Linked DNA regions of Homo sapiens: region 1 is linked to region 2. Evidence: chromatin contacts called from ENCODE Hi-C or POLR2A ChIA-PET data. All regions are on one chromosome and are shown on one strand. The core of a region is the stretch at or near the end of the contact, and the rest is flanking DNA. Distances in the headings are between cores, read along the strand shown.

Region 1 (6,458 bases), core at 1-2,500, 49 kb before region 2:
CCTCCATCTGGTCTCCCCCTTGACACGTGGGGATTATGGGGATTACAATTCCAGACGAGATTTGGGTGGGGACACAAAACCTAACAGATCACTTGCTTAAGGGAAGCTTTGTCTACTCTAAACCAGATTGCAGAGGTCTTTTGTTTGTCCCCCTTGGGGTTTTCCACCAAGGGGCCCTGGGCCTTTGGGTTGAGCTGGGTGGGCCTTTCCCTGTACAGGCGGAGGAAGCAAGTGCAAGGTGAGCGGTGGGAGAACCTGCAAGGCCCCTGCTCCCAGGGGAAGGGGAGGCGGGCTTCAGGGGAGTGTCCATATGGGCGCCCAGAAACTGGAAACTGCGTCCCTGAAGGCTGCAAGCCCTCTGGGCAGTTCGGGTCACCCCGGCTGAAGAAGGGCGTTGAAGACACATGGAAAAGGTGGTGGGAGAGGACTGAGTTGAAACCCAGGCCCCGAGTGGAAGAGCCTGCTGGAGGCCACAGGAGCCCGTTCCCCAACCTGAAGCCCTGGAGACGGCCCGGCTTGAGAGGGCGAGGGCCCACAGCGGGGACCCAACTCACTTCTTCGTTCCCACCTGCCCTGGGGTCCGACGGGAAGCGGGGACGGGGAGCGGGTGGGGTCCGACGGGAAGCGAGGACGGGGAGCGGGTGGGGTCAGACGGGAAGCGGGGACGGGGAGCGGGTGGGGTCAGACGGGAAGCGGCGACGGGATGCTGGTGGGGGGACCCCCGCGCTCTCCGGGCGACCCTCTGCAGCCTCTACTCTGCCCCGTCTGTCATCTTCTCCCGACCCGGCGACCCCGTTCTCCCCCTCGCCCCTCATTCCCCGGGACTGTCCTTCTTAACAGCGCCCTTCACCCCGCCCGGCCCGCGAGGTAGTCCTCAGCAGGGGACAAGGTCCGGACGTGGCGCCCCCAGAAGGAGCGCGGAGAGCCCCTGGGACCCAGTCCCGCCAGGTACGCATCAGGGGCGGAGCTGGACTCGGGGGGCGGGGCTGGGGAGAGGGTGGCCCCTGCACACTAGTCCCCTCCCCTCGACCCCGCAGCCCCGCGGCGCGTTTCCTGAGGCGCCCCCGCCACGTCCCGCGAGTCTCTGCCAAGTTCCCGCGCGGGTGCGCCCCGGTCGCGCCCTCCCTGCGCCCGCCCAGGCCTGGGGAGCTCTGTGGGTGGAAGCCGGCGCCCCCTGGGGGCACCCGGGCGTGGCGAGGGCCTCGGCGGTCGGGAGGCCTCTGCGGGGCAGCGGTCGGGAGCGAGGCCACGGGGCGCCAGGTACAGCCGGCGGGACGTCCAGTGCCAGCGCAGGAGCCGGGCGAGGCCGTGGCCTCCAGGGTTCCTGGGCGGAGGACAAGGCGCGCAGCCGCGTTGGCGCGAGTTTTAAATCGGTGCCTTCTCAGCTTTGCAAGTTCTTATCAATTGCTGCATGCCAGAGGAAGTTTTTAAAAAATGGCCCCCAGCTCTATTGCGGTGTAATTGATGGATAGAAATTGTATTTATTTAAGGTGAACAGCTGGATGATGTGATGGAGGCACGCAGGGTGGAGGGGTTACCACAGTCTAGGTACTCTACACATCCAGAGCCTCCCACAGTTGACAAATGGATTTTCCTAATCAGTTTCGTCGTGTTTTGTACTTAAGTTGAGGATTCCACACCGTGTGGTACTTTCAGAAGAGATGTAGTGGTGAATCAATCGCAACGGTAAGGGGAGCAGACCTGGACATCTGATACTTGATCAGCAATTCACCTTGCCTGAAAATGTTTTGACTTTGTTTCATGTTCCAAGTGCCGAAATGATCGCACGCCTCGTTAGAAGTTGAACGTTACTCTTTTCTTCAAATGCAGGTTGTGATGTTTTCCTAATTAGGTATTGAGAATTACCATTGGTATTTGGAATTAGATTGCGGAGCATTTAGGTAAATTCCTTGAGTTTTTCCACAGTATTTCATCTCAATTACAGTACAGATTTCAATATAGACACATTGTATTTCATGCTTTTTTTCTTTTTTTTTTTTCCCCCAGGAACCGTTCTCGCTATGTTGCCCAGGCTGGTCTTGAACTCCTCAGCTGAAATGAGCCTCCCACCTCGGCCTCCCAAAGTGCTGGGATTACAGGCGTCCCCTCTGCCCCAGTACTGTTTCCTCTCCCCAGCCCAGCCCCCACAGCTGCCTGCCCTGGCCTCACTCCCTGGCCTCCCCCATCCCAGCCTCTGGGTCCCTGAGTCAGTCCCTGGGGCTGTCTGCCTTCTAGGGGAGCCTCTGGTGTGGACCAGAAAGTAACCTAATCCCTTCCAGGCCCACCCTGGAAACAAAGGGATTTGTCCACTAGCCTGGTGGTGAGAACCATGTGGCCTCCTGTCTCTGGCAGAGAGGACTCCAGGATCAAGGGCAGGTAAAAGGAGGAGCCTCCTGGGGAGCTTCAGAAGGAGGGTCCCAAGTCCCTCCTGCCCCACTTCTGTGCCTGGGTCACTCACACCCCTGCCTGACTCTAGCCCCCCTTCTCCAGGGGTCTCCACAACATGTGAATCATGCCCAGCGTCTTCCATTACACCCTTGATAAAGTCCTCTCCTCACCAGGACCTCTGTCATTTTACCTCATGGTTTTGAAATAATTTTTGGTCTTCTTAGCAGTTTAAAAATATTGTTTTGTTTTTTTTCCTGAGTTTGGAGCATTCCTGTTACTAATTACATTTTTTTTTTAGACAGGTGTACACTACTACACCCAGCTAATTTGTTTTGTTTTGTTTTGTTTTGGTAGAGATAGGATCTTGCTATGGTACCCAGGCTGGTCTTCAACTCCTGGGCTCAAGCAATCCTCCTGCATTGGCCTCCCAAAGTGCTGGAATTACAGGCATGAGGCAGCACGCCCAGCCCTAATTACTTCTATTACGCCAAATTCCTTGTGTGGAATTCCTGTGCTTTGCACACAAATTGCCAGGTTGGCCCCAAAGGGGAAAAAAGTGGATCCCATTTTCCCATCTTCTATGCCTACGTGGCTGACAAATCTCCCGAATCCCACAGGAGCTGTCGCTGATCTTTGTCCTCTATTCGCTGAAATAAAGTTCACCATGGATTTCTGCTTCTTTTATTCATTGTCAGTCCACACATAGGGACAAATTCCTGTGCTCTCATTAGAAAGCCATTTGCTAAGTGAGAACTCCGGGGAGGCCAGGCCTGAAGGAGAGCTTGCTGTCAGTCATTTCGATCAGGGACGGGGCAGAGTCCATTGTCACAGGTGGAGCTGCCCAGCCATTCCCCGCCCCTAGGAAGTCTGGGCTGACTGGGGGAGGGAGTGCTTAGAAGGGGACCCCTGGGGGTTGAGGTGTCTTTGCTGCGTATTTCCCTGTTATCAGTGTCGAAGTTAAATACAGAGATGAATCCTCAAAATTAAAATGTTTTATTTGGGGAAAGAAGTGTAATTTGTGGATATCTGTAGCGTGAGTGGTCTTTAGGATGTCCAAAGAATGAAGAAAGGCTGGAGGTTTTATAAAGAGGAGAAATATTACTACTGCTCTTTAAGAAAGCTCATTGGCACTGGTGAGTTTGGGGAGCTGGCAAGCTCCGACTGATGAGTGAGGGCAGAGGGTAAAACGAGTCGTGTCAGCAGGTTGTTTAGTAGGCATTAGGTAAACTGGTTTCAGGTGGCAGCAGTTTCAGCAGCCGGTCTTACAGAGAATGACATTCTTGGAGAAATTCTATGTGCCCTGAGTGCTCCTTCCCGCTGGCCTCTTGACCCTTGGTTGGGTGGGACAAGAATGACCCAATTTGTGTGATTAGCTTTACATTTTTCTCTTTTGATCAAGATATTTCTCTGAAAGCATCGCTAACCAGCCGTTCTGCAGCCAGGCTTATCTGTCCCTGGGGCTGTAATGGGCTTGTGCCAGCTGTCTCTGTCCCACATTGGAGGGAACATGGCGGGGTCTAAGTCAGCAACCTGGGCCACATTTGTGTAATAACGAGGCCAGAAGGAAAAAATGTCTCAAAGCAGTTACTTTTTTTCTTTCTTTCTTTCTTTCCTTTTTGAGATGTAGTTTTGCTCTTGTAGTCCAGGCTGGAGTGCAGTGGCACTATCTTGGCTCACTGCAACCTCTGCCTCCTGGTTTCATGCGATTCTTCTGCCTCAGCCTCCTGAATAGCTGGAATTACAGGCATGCGCCACCACCCCCAGCTGATTTTTTTCCTCTCTCTCTCTCTCTCTCTTTTTTTTTTTTTTTTGTAGAGACAGGGTTTCACCATGTCGGCCAGGCTGGTCTTGAACTCCTGACTTCAGGTGATCTGCCCGCCTCAGCCTCCCAAAGTGCTGGGGTTGCAGGCGTGAACCACTGCACCTGGCCTCAAAGCAGTTTCATCTGGAGTCCAGTATTACATTTTATTTCATCTGCTTTGTAGGCATTAGTCATTATCTGGAGGTGTTGAGCAAGTATTATCCTGTTAGGAGAGTTGGCTTCGTTGAGATTAGACAGGCACTAAGAACAACATTTAAAAATTATAATGAAAAAATTGGCAACAATATAATAAACTTAGTTCGTAGAAGTGGTTTTGAACTAACAGCCCCAGCCTAAGGGCAACAAATTAAACAAAAGGCCATGGAGGAGACTGGGCCAGGCCTGTGATAGCCACTGAGAAGTATTTCATACAGGATCGAATTAATCACTACTTTGTGAACGCCAGGTTTATAAAAGGGACCACCAGTACAATTTGAACAAAAAACTGTGTTAGGGAAAATGCCAAATTTGCCCACTAGGTGGACTAAAAGGATTTCTTTTTTTTTTTTTTTTAGGTCAGGTTTTCTCAAGTTACCTATAGCAGTTACTTATTGTGAAATTTTAATTATAGCATTATCCTGCCAAATGAAGAATGGCATTGAGAGGGTGAGAGTCTCATTATTATATGGAGCCTTATAACAACGTCTTCGGAAAACCTGCTTTTTTAGGTTTCTTTTTCAATTTTTGTTTTTAAATAGTGAGGTCTCATCATGTTGCCCAGGCTGAAGTTTAACTCCTCTCGCCTCGGCCTTCCAAGTAGCTGGGACTACAGGCACCATGGCTGCTGGAACAGCTGTTTTTAGCAGGGAAAACGTCAACTGCTCCTCTTGGTTTGTGGTTTGATTGTCTCTGATTACGGCATCGTGCAATTTGGTGAACTTTTGGTGTGGTTCATATATCAGGCATAAGACTTGTTTTTTACTTTATTAATTTTGTTTTTTATTTTTATATTTTAAATTATTTCATACTAGTTTATTTAGGGGTTATTTTCACTCCTCAATAGATTTTTCCGTATTTTTTATAAGCTTCTTCACTCATAAGTTCATCTAGTTCTTTTTTTTTTTTTTTTTTTTTTTTTTTTGAGACAGTTTTGCTCTTGTTGCCCAGGCTGGAGTGCAGTGGCATGATCTTGGCTCACTGCAACCTCTGCCTCCTGGGTTCAAGTGATTCTCTTGCCTCAGCCTCCTGAGTAGCTGGGATTACAGGCAACTGCCACCACGCCCAGCTAAATTTTGTATTTTAGTGGAGATGGGGTTTCGCCACGTTGGCCAGGCTGGTCTCAAACTCCTAACCTCAGATTATCCACCTGCCTCAGCCTCTCAAAGTGCTGGGATTACAGGTGTGAGCCACTGCGCCCGGCCAAGTTCACCTAGTTCTGAAGAGTTACTCAGTGTCATCTTGATCGGCCAAACATTTTTATAACAAGATTTGTCAATAAGTTCTGTATTTTCTGCAAGAGCTTCATTAATTTCAGTTACTTCTCCTGATAAAGGAGAATGGAGTTCATGAACAGCTTTCACACTTTCCAAAGCACCAAATTCATCTTGTTTGTTCAATTTTGTCCCAGCTTCAGGCAGACTACAGTAAAAACATCTCCCAATACTTCCTGTGCAAAATGCCTGATTCCCACGGTTCCCATACCATTTCTTGTTGTTCTCCAACCACGTTTCCCCGAGAATTCATGCACCGAGAGCAGGGCGGGTTCCACGCACAAACCGTGCCCATCCCCAGCCACCAAGGCCTCAGCCGGTGAGGCATGGCAGGTGCCAAGGCCCCGCTCAAGCTGCAGCCCACAGCCCACCCACACTGCGCCACTCAGTGCCATGTTCGTAGGGAGGGGTGCAGAGGGTCTCCACGCTGCACTTTGGTCACTGTTTGTTTTTGTTTTTGTTTTTCTAGGGACAGGGTCTTGCTCTGTTGCCCAGGATGGAGGTGCAGTGGTGCAATCCTAATTTACTGCAGGCTTGAAGTAGCTGGGACTATAGGCGTGTGCCACCACACCCAGCTAACTTATTTTTTGTAGAGACAGAGATCTCGCTATGTTGCCCAGGCTGGAGTGCAGTGACATGATCATAGCTCACTGCAGCCTAACTCCTGGGCTCAAGTGATTCTCCCACCTCAGCCTCCCAAGCAGCTGAGACTACAGGTATTAATATATGCCATAGCACCTGGCTAATTCGTTTTATTTTATTATTTGCAGAGAAGGGGT
Region 2 (6,109 bases), core at 2,372-4,871:
TATATTATCCTGTAAAATAGAGCCCCCAAAATATATACATATATTTTTTAAGAAAAAAAAAAAAAAGAATGACTATAGACAGAGAAGGGCATTCCTTAAAGTAAAAGGAGGACCAAGCCCAGCCTAAGTACAATGCCTGTTTAAGATACGAAAATCATAGGAGATGTGCTTTACTACAAGGGTTTGTGATAGAGGATTAATCTTTGTAATTACCATCTTTCACAAGAATCGATATTATCTTTAAAACAAAACGTCTTAAACTAGGAATGCTTGCGTTCTCAAGATATTGGGACATCAGGACATTCCAGGTCTGTTAGTAAACATTATTAATCTGCTCCCTCAACCGTAAACTCTTGCGACTAACAATGCCTAAGTTCCTGGGAATGTAGCCCAGCAGGCCCCAGCCTCATTTTTCCCAGCCCCTATTCAAGATGGAGTCACTCTGGTTCGAATGCCTCTGACAGGAGCAGCACCCTGATCTGTCTCCATCCTCACACTGCATTCTCCCTGTGTCTGTCTCCAAATTTCCCCTTTTTAGGACACCAGTCGTATTGGATTAGAGCCACCCAATGACCTCATTCTAACTTGATTACCTCTGTGAACACTCTAGCTCCAAGTAGGGCCACATTGGGAGTTACGATTTTAAGATGAATTTGGGGGGACACAATTCCCTAGCCACACCAGCGCTTTTTCAATGAACCCACAAACAATGTATTTATGGTGACCAAGATGGAGGCTACGCATGGGCCCAGCAACACGGGCTCATCTCTCCAGGCTGGTCTGACTAATCTCACTGCTGGCAGCCCCCTCTCACAACCCCAGAGAGCAGCACTGAGTGCCTGATGGCACCTTCCCCCACAGAGAGCAGCCAGCATCTGGTAGCAGGTGGGTCCTGGTCTCTTCCATCATGGAGGGGACACAGACTCACCTTCCTGGAAGGGACACACTTTGCCTCCCTTACCCAGAGTGTTTCTGCAGCACTGCTGCTTGTAGCCTCACGTGATGCCTTTCACCATCATGGCTTCCATGCAGGGCTGCTTCTGACCAAGGAACCCATTTCACCACCAAGGAAATGCCACAGTGGCTCGTGGCCGTGGAATTCACTGATCTTACTGCTTATTCTATCACCCAGAAGGAGCTAGCCTCAGCAAAAGACTGAGTGGCAATACCCAGGAAAGATGGACTCTATTTTACAGGATTCCATATACGCTTTGAATCAGGGGCCACCACATGGTTCTACTTCCCTTATAGCCAAAATGCATGGCTCCAGAAACCAAGCTGTCACAGGTAGTGACTAACTAGGACCAGTGGCGCATGCAATAAAGGAATTTACCAAGAGAGTTGTAGGTAAAGACAGGCAGGCTTATTAGAGAACACAGGAAAATACATTGCAAGAAAGCAATGGGCAGATCAGCAAAAGGGGAGCTGACTACAAGGAGACAAAGACTTGTGGGGGATTTTATAGGATGGTGCTTGTGCTGGAGAGGGCCACGCGCAGTGCTGATAATGCCCAGGTTGCAGCGAGCTAACTGACACTTGTCTATCGGCTGAGGATCTGGCGATAAGATGGGCACAGGAAGATTGTGAGTTATTTGCTTAGGAGGGCTCTGTGTGTCCTGGGCCATGTAGAAAGGCAGGCTTATAGCTTATCTGTTTTTTGTTTGTTTGTTTTGCTTTCCCTGCTCCCCCCAGCCTGACTCCTCTTCCCCGATTAGAACTCCATGCAACCAGTTGATATGAGGGGGATCCACTTACTATTACCCCCAATAACAACCAGCTGGCAGGATTTTTGCTTCCTGTCGCAGCAACTTTGAGCTCTGCTAATGTGAAGGTCTTAGTCCCGGAGAGGAACATCCTTCAACCAGGAGACACAGCAATGGTTTCATTAAATTGAAAGATGATGCCGCCACCTGGCCATCTGGGGCTCATTCTGTCATGACACCAAAAGACCTAAAAAATGATTGCTCTCTTGACTGCAGTGATAGGTTCTGATTCTCCTGGGAGACCAGGCAGCTGCTACTATGTCTGGAAATCAGGGCATTCATTCTCTGCGGCACTTCTGACTATTTCCATGGCCAATAGAAAAGGTTCATGGAAAACTACCCCAGCCATAGAAAGGCAGGAAAATTGAGGACTCAGAACCTTCTGAAATGAAAGTTTTAGTTGTTTCATCAAGTAAAGATCACCAACTAGCTGAGGTCCCGGCTGAGGGAGGGGAAAATCCAGGATGAGTGATGGGAGAAGGAACCATGGACTTCAAGCCTCGGCTCCCAACTGTCACGGAAGCAAGGAGTGTAGTAGTTTTGCTTAGTTTCCTTTGCTTGTTTTCACGTGTTTGTTTCCACATGCCAACCATTTTCCTGTTTTCTCTCGCTGGCATCTGTATTGTACACACAATTTTTTGGAGGTTAGTGTTACCATTCAGTCTTCAGGTAACAAGATATTCAGTGGACTGTGGTTGAATTTGTGGTGTAATTAACAGAGCCAACAGTGGCTACAGTAACCATTGGCACCTTGTCCTCACTGTCTCCTCATTTTGGAGACAGCGTGAGTGCATCTTCACTTGTGGGAAGGATACATGTATTGCATTTACTGGAATTTTTAGAAAAGGTTAAACGTGTGTAAAAGGGTGCATATGGAAAGCAACTGCCTGCTATCCATCTACTGCCTCTGACCCAAGCCCATCTTTCACTGCCCTACTTGGGGATTCTGGAACTTTTCCCTCTCTCCTGCTGGCACGGTGCTGTGCACTGTCAGTAGAGGGCGCTGGAGAGACAAACAAGGAGGGAGGGGGGTTTCTTTTCACTTGTTTATTGGCTGCTCACCTGCACAGCCTCCCAGGACGGCTTCCCCCGCCTTGCATAAGTAGCTTTGCAGCAAGTTCTGAGGCACAGCACCTGGCTGTGCATGGCTTACCTGGCATCTCAGGAGGCTGCGGGGTCTCACTGCAGGGATGGTGGGGGCATGCATGGGGGGCATGCATGGGGGGCTGAGGGGCTGCAAGGCAGCACAGGGTCAGAGGATGGGAGTTCTGGGGGCGACCAGGGACTGCTGGGTATAGCAGCAGTCAGTATGGGTATCGCCCATCGGTATGACTTCTCCCTGGCAAGCCCCTCCCACGGCTCAGCTATCATCCTCCATAGTGATCGCCTGACAAAACCAGAGTCTTGGTTAAACTCAGCCCTGTGATTACAGTCTGCACCTCAGCGCTGAACTTGGCTTCACGCCAAGTCACAGGTTGCTGATGAACCCACTTCAAAGAGGCGCTGGACATGGCTGGTTGAGCCTACCCCTGAGACACTAAAGTATTTTCCTCCTCTCTCCTCCCATCTCCAGCAACACCACTTTCATTTTCTCAGTTAAATGTTCAGTTATAAAATGCTAATAATATAACACATTCACATGCCTCATAATGAAAATTTACAAGCTATACGGCCAAATACCTCCTTCCTAACTTCTGTCCCCATCCAACCCTGTTCACCTCTCTCTCTCTCTCTCTCTCTCTCTCTCAGACACACACACACACACCACAAACTCTGCTCTGCACTGTGCTTTTTTCCACTTAACGTTATGTGTCCTGAATGTCAACATGAGAACAGAGAGAACTTCCTCATTCTTTTTCACCGCCACATAGTACTCCATTGTTTGGGTGCACTGCAGTGATTTCCCTGGTGTCTGCCGATGGGCATTTAGGGAGTTTCCAGTATGTTGCTACTGTAACTGAAGTGACTAGTCTGGCACTCAAGTTGCTTTGCATAGCTGGTAGAGCATGGATAAGGTACATTCCTGGAAGGAGAATGGCTGCCTCACAGGTTCCTGCATTTGTCAGCCTGACCCGGAAGCCCAAATCACCCTCCACAGGGGCTGTGCAAAATGATGCCCCCAAAGCAGTGAGCGAGAGAGAGGGCCTGGCGGCCGGCAGCCTCGCACACAAAGTGTTGTCACTCACCGGGGTATTGGTCACTCTAATGAACCACATGCCCATTCTGCAGACATCTCAAACTTTAAAAAAAAAAAAGATTAATAGAAGATTTATTTAGCAAAAATACATATAGCCATTATTGCAAGACTTAAATGAGATGTTAAATGTTCAACCCAATTTTCTTTCCTGGATAAGTTTTTCTTTCATATCCCTGTCAGTTTTGAAAACATAATACCAGAAGAAGGGGGGCCCAATTCCACAGAGAGCTCCCAAGAGTGAGTTTCTGGGAGTGAGTCTGAAGTTGAGATAAACCTTTGCTGATCTTGCTTACGTTCAATGCATCTGGGCAGCGTCTTTGATGAGCCCTGGCGGTTAGGCTGGTGGCACTGAAGCAGGCCTCCAGGGTCTCCTGTTTAAGCAGGATTTTAAGGCCAACCCTGCGGCTTGCGCCTGCTGGGTTTCTGGAGATGTGTCATATTCGGCTGGGTTGAGGGTCCAGGGCAGAGTGGCCAGGCATGAGAGAAAATACTTTGGGTCAACACCTGTGAAAAGAAGGAAAAAATAAAAATAAAAAAAACACCAGAAGAATACTTTGGGAACAACATCGTGGTGACACAGGGCACAACTGCGAGTGCGGAGGGACCTCTCCCCCTGAACTTGACCAAGCGCTTCCTCAGCCCTTTCTCCCCTCCCAGGCCCTCCCTGTCCCTGGAAGCAGCCTGGTTCCCTCCCGGTCTCTTAGAAGCCCCTGGGCTGCTCTTTCCCTCAGCCCACCGAGAGCTCGCTCCATCTCACTGCACGAGGGGGCCCTCGCTGCCGCCCTCATCTCTCCCCTGGGGACCCCAGCGCCCCCGAAGGGCAGAGGGGTCTTTCCAAGCCATAAATCCCATGAGTTGAAACTCGCGTCTCCAGCCCCTTCCAGCCCCGCTCCCCAGCTGGAAGGAGCCCACTTACCGGCCCCCTCCTTCCTCCTGCGGAGTCTCCTGTCCAGGATCCCTTTTCCCCAGTCCTGCCGTCTTTCTTTGCCTGAAACCTGGAATTCCTCCCCGTTCCCGCCCGCCGGCCTCCGCAACCTCCTCCCTCCCCCGCAGCGCCCAGCCCGGGTCTGCTCCAGGCACCTCCTCAAGACCGGGCCTCCAGCGACTGTCCCTTTGAGCCGCCCTTTCACCCGCAGGCACCCCCGGCCCGTCCCCGCGCCTGCACTCAAGCTGCTTGTTTGCTTGCTCCTGGCTCCTGCAGGGAGCGTCAGCCCCCGGGCTGCTTCCCACTGCTGGAGGCCGGGGGCGCCCGGTGTTCCGCGGGGGCTGCGGCCTCCCCGCTCCACCCCTGCTCACAGGAGCCTGGGCAGCCCGGGGCCCGTCCTTGCACAAAGGCACCAGGCCTGGCCCAGGCCCCGCTCCGCCCGCCCTGTCCCCGCGCTGGGGGACTCGCTCCCCTCCGCCGGGCAGATCCTCCTCTCCGGGGGATTTTCCTGGAGAAGTTACTGGTGCAGATCCAACAGCTGGCGGGACAGTGACCCGGAAGGCCCCCGCCCCGAAAAGCAGGAACAGCAGGAACCTCCAAGGCGCCGCCCGCACCCTCTTCCTCCTCGCCTGGGGCCTCGCGCCCGGAGCCCGCCCCTCTGCCAGGGGTGGACGCAGCCCGGGGAGGGGGGTCCACCTGGCCCCAGGTCCCGCCGCGCTCCGACGACTCGGCCCGCCCTGGCCGCCGCGAGGCTGGGGGTCACTTTGGGACCTAAGTCCGCCCCCGTGGGAGAATGTGTGCCAGGGCCCACTGACAGCTTCCATCGGGGCTCAGGCGCCATCTCTCCCCACGTTTGCCCAGGGTCAGGGGGCCATGCAGGGGAGAGTCGCGCTGCCCCCACTTCCCCCTGACCCTGTGCTCCGAGGAGAGGAACGGGAACTCGCCCGCCCAAGGCCCACGCTCCCCACGTGGCTCAACCAGGCCAGGACCTCGCAGCCACATGGACCGGCGGGTCCAGGAGCCGGGCAGAGGGTCTCCGTGCCAAGCCGCACTGCCCCTGGCCCTCGTCTCCCTCCTTTCTCTCACTGCACGGTGGCCTCATGCCATCCGCTTTGGCCCCAAGAATGGAACTCAGGAGAAAGGGCCTGCCCTCCCCCACCCCCAGCTCCGGGCTGTCCCAGGCCCTGCTGAAGCCCACACCCCTCTTCAGGTGCACACGGCTCC

The links. A loop is a pair of places that touch in the nucleus more often than their neighbours do. ChIA-PET counts read pairs that join two places held with the same protein, here RNA polymerase II (POLR2A). Pooled maps may share reads with other maps.
Region 1: a map of GM12878 shows a loop between it and region 2 (2.7-fold over the local background). The contact joins the promoter of LINC00605 here to the enhancer-like site in region 2. A Hi-C loop is called at or near these places in 13 of 168 maps with a recorded cell type or tissue (Caco-2, GM11168, GM12878 and 10 more), 1 of 37 single-sample maps with no recorded cell type and 9 of 50 pooled maps. POLR2A ChIA-PET finds 5 or more read pairs at or near these places in 4 of 52 experiments (AG04450, K562, MCF 10A and 1 more).

Annotation. Positions count from the first base shown.
Region 1 is chr14:103,183,820-103,190,277 of GRCh38, reverse strand. LINC00605 (long intergenic non-protein coding RNA 605) reads left to right here and starts at 1,250. Exons shown (of 3, transcript NR_033938.1): 1 at 1,250-1,686; 2 at 1,831-1,901; 3 at 2,008-3,057. It also overlaps the pseudogene GCSHP2. RefSeq lists a silencer at 1,132-1,181.
Region 2 is chr14:103,138,028-103,144,136 of GRCh38, reverse strand. It overlaps the pseudogene NDUFB4P11. Among named protein-coding and RNA genes, the nearest start is that of TNFAIP2, 18 kb to the right of the region's middle. RefSeq lists enhancers at 3,691-3,740, 3,771-3,820. Within about 2 kb of position 3,621, at least 3 of the 41 ENCODE cell types and tissues checked have a DNase peak (open chromatin) inside an H3K27ac peak, as active enhancers do; they include GM12878, OCI-LY7 and PC-9, where a contact is called at or near this core.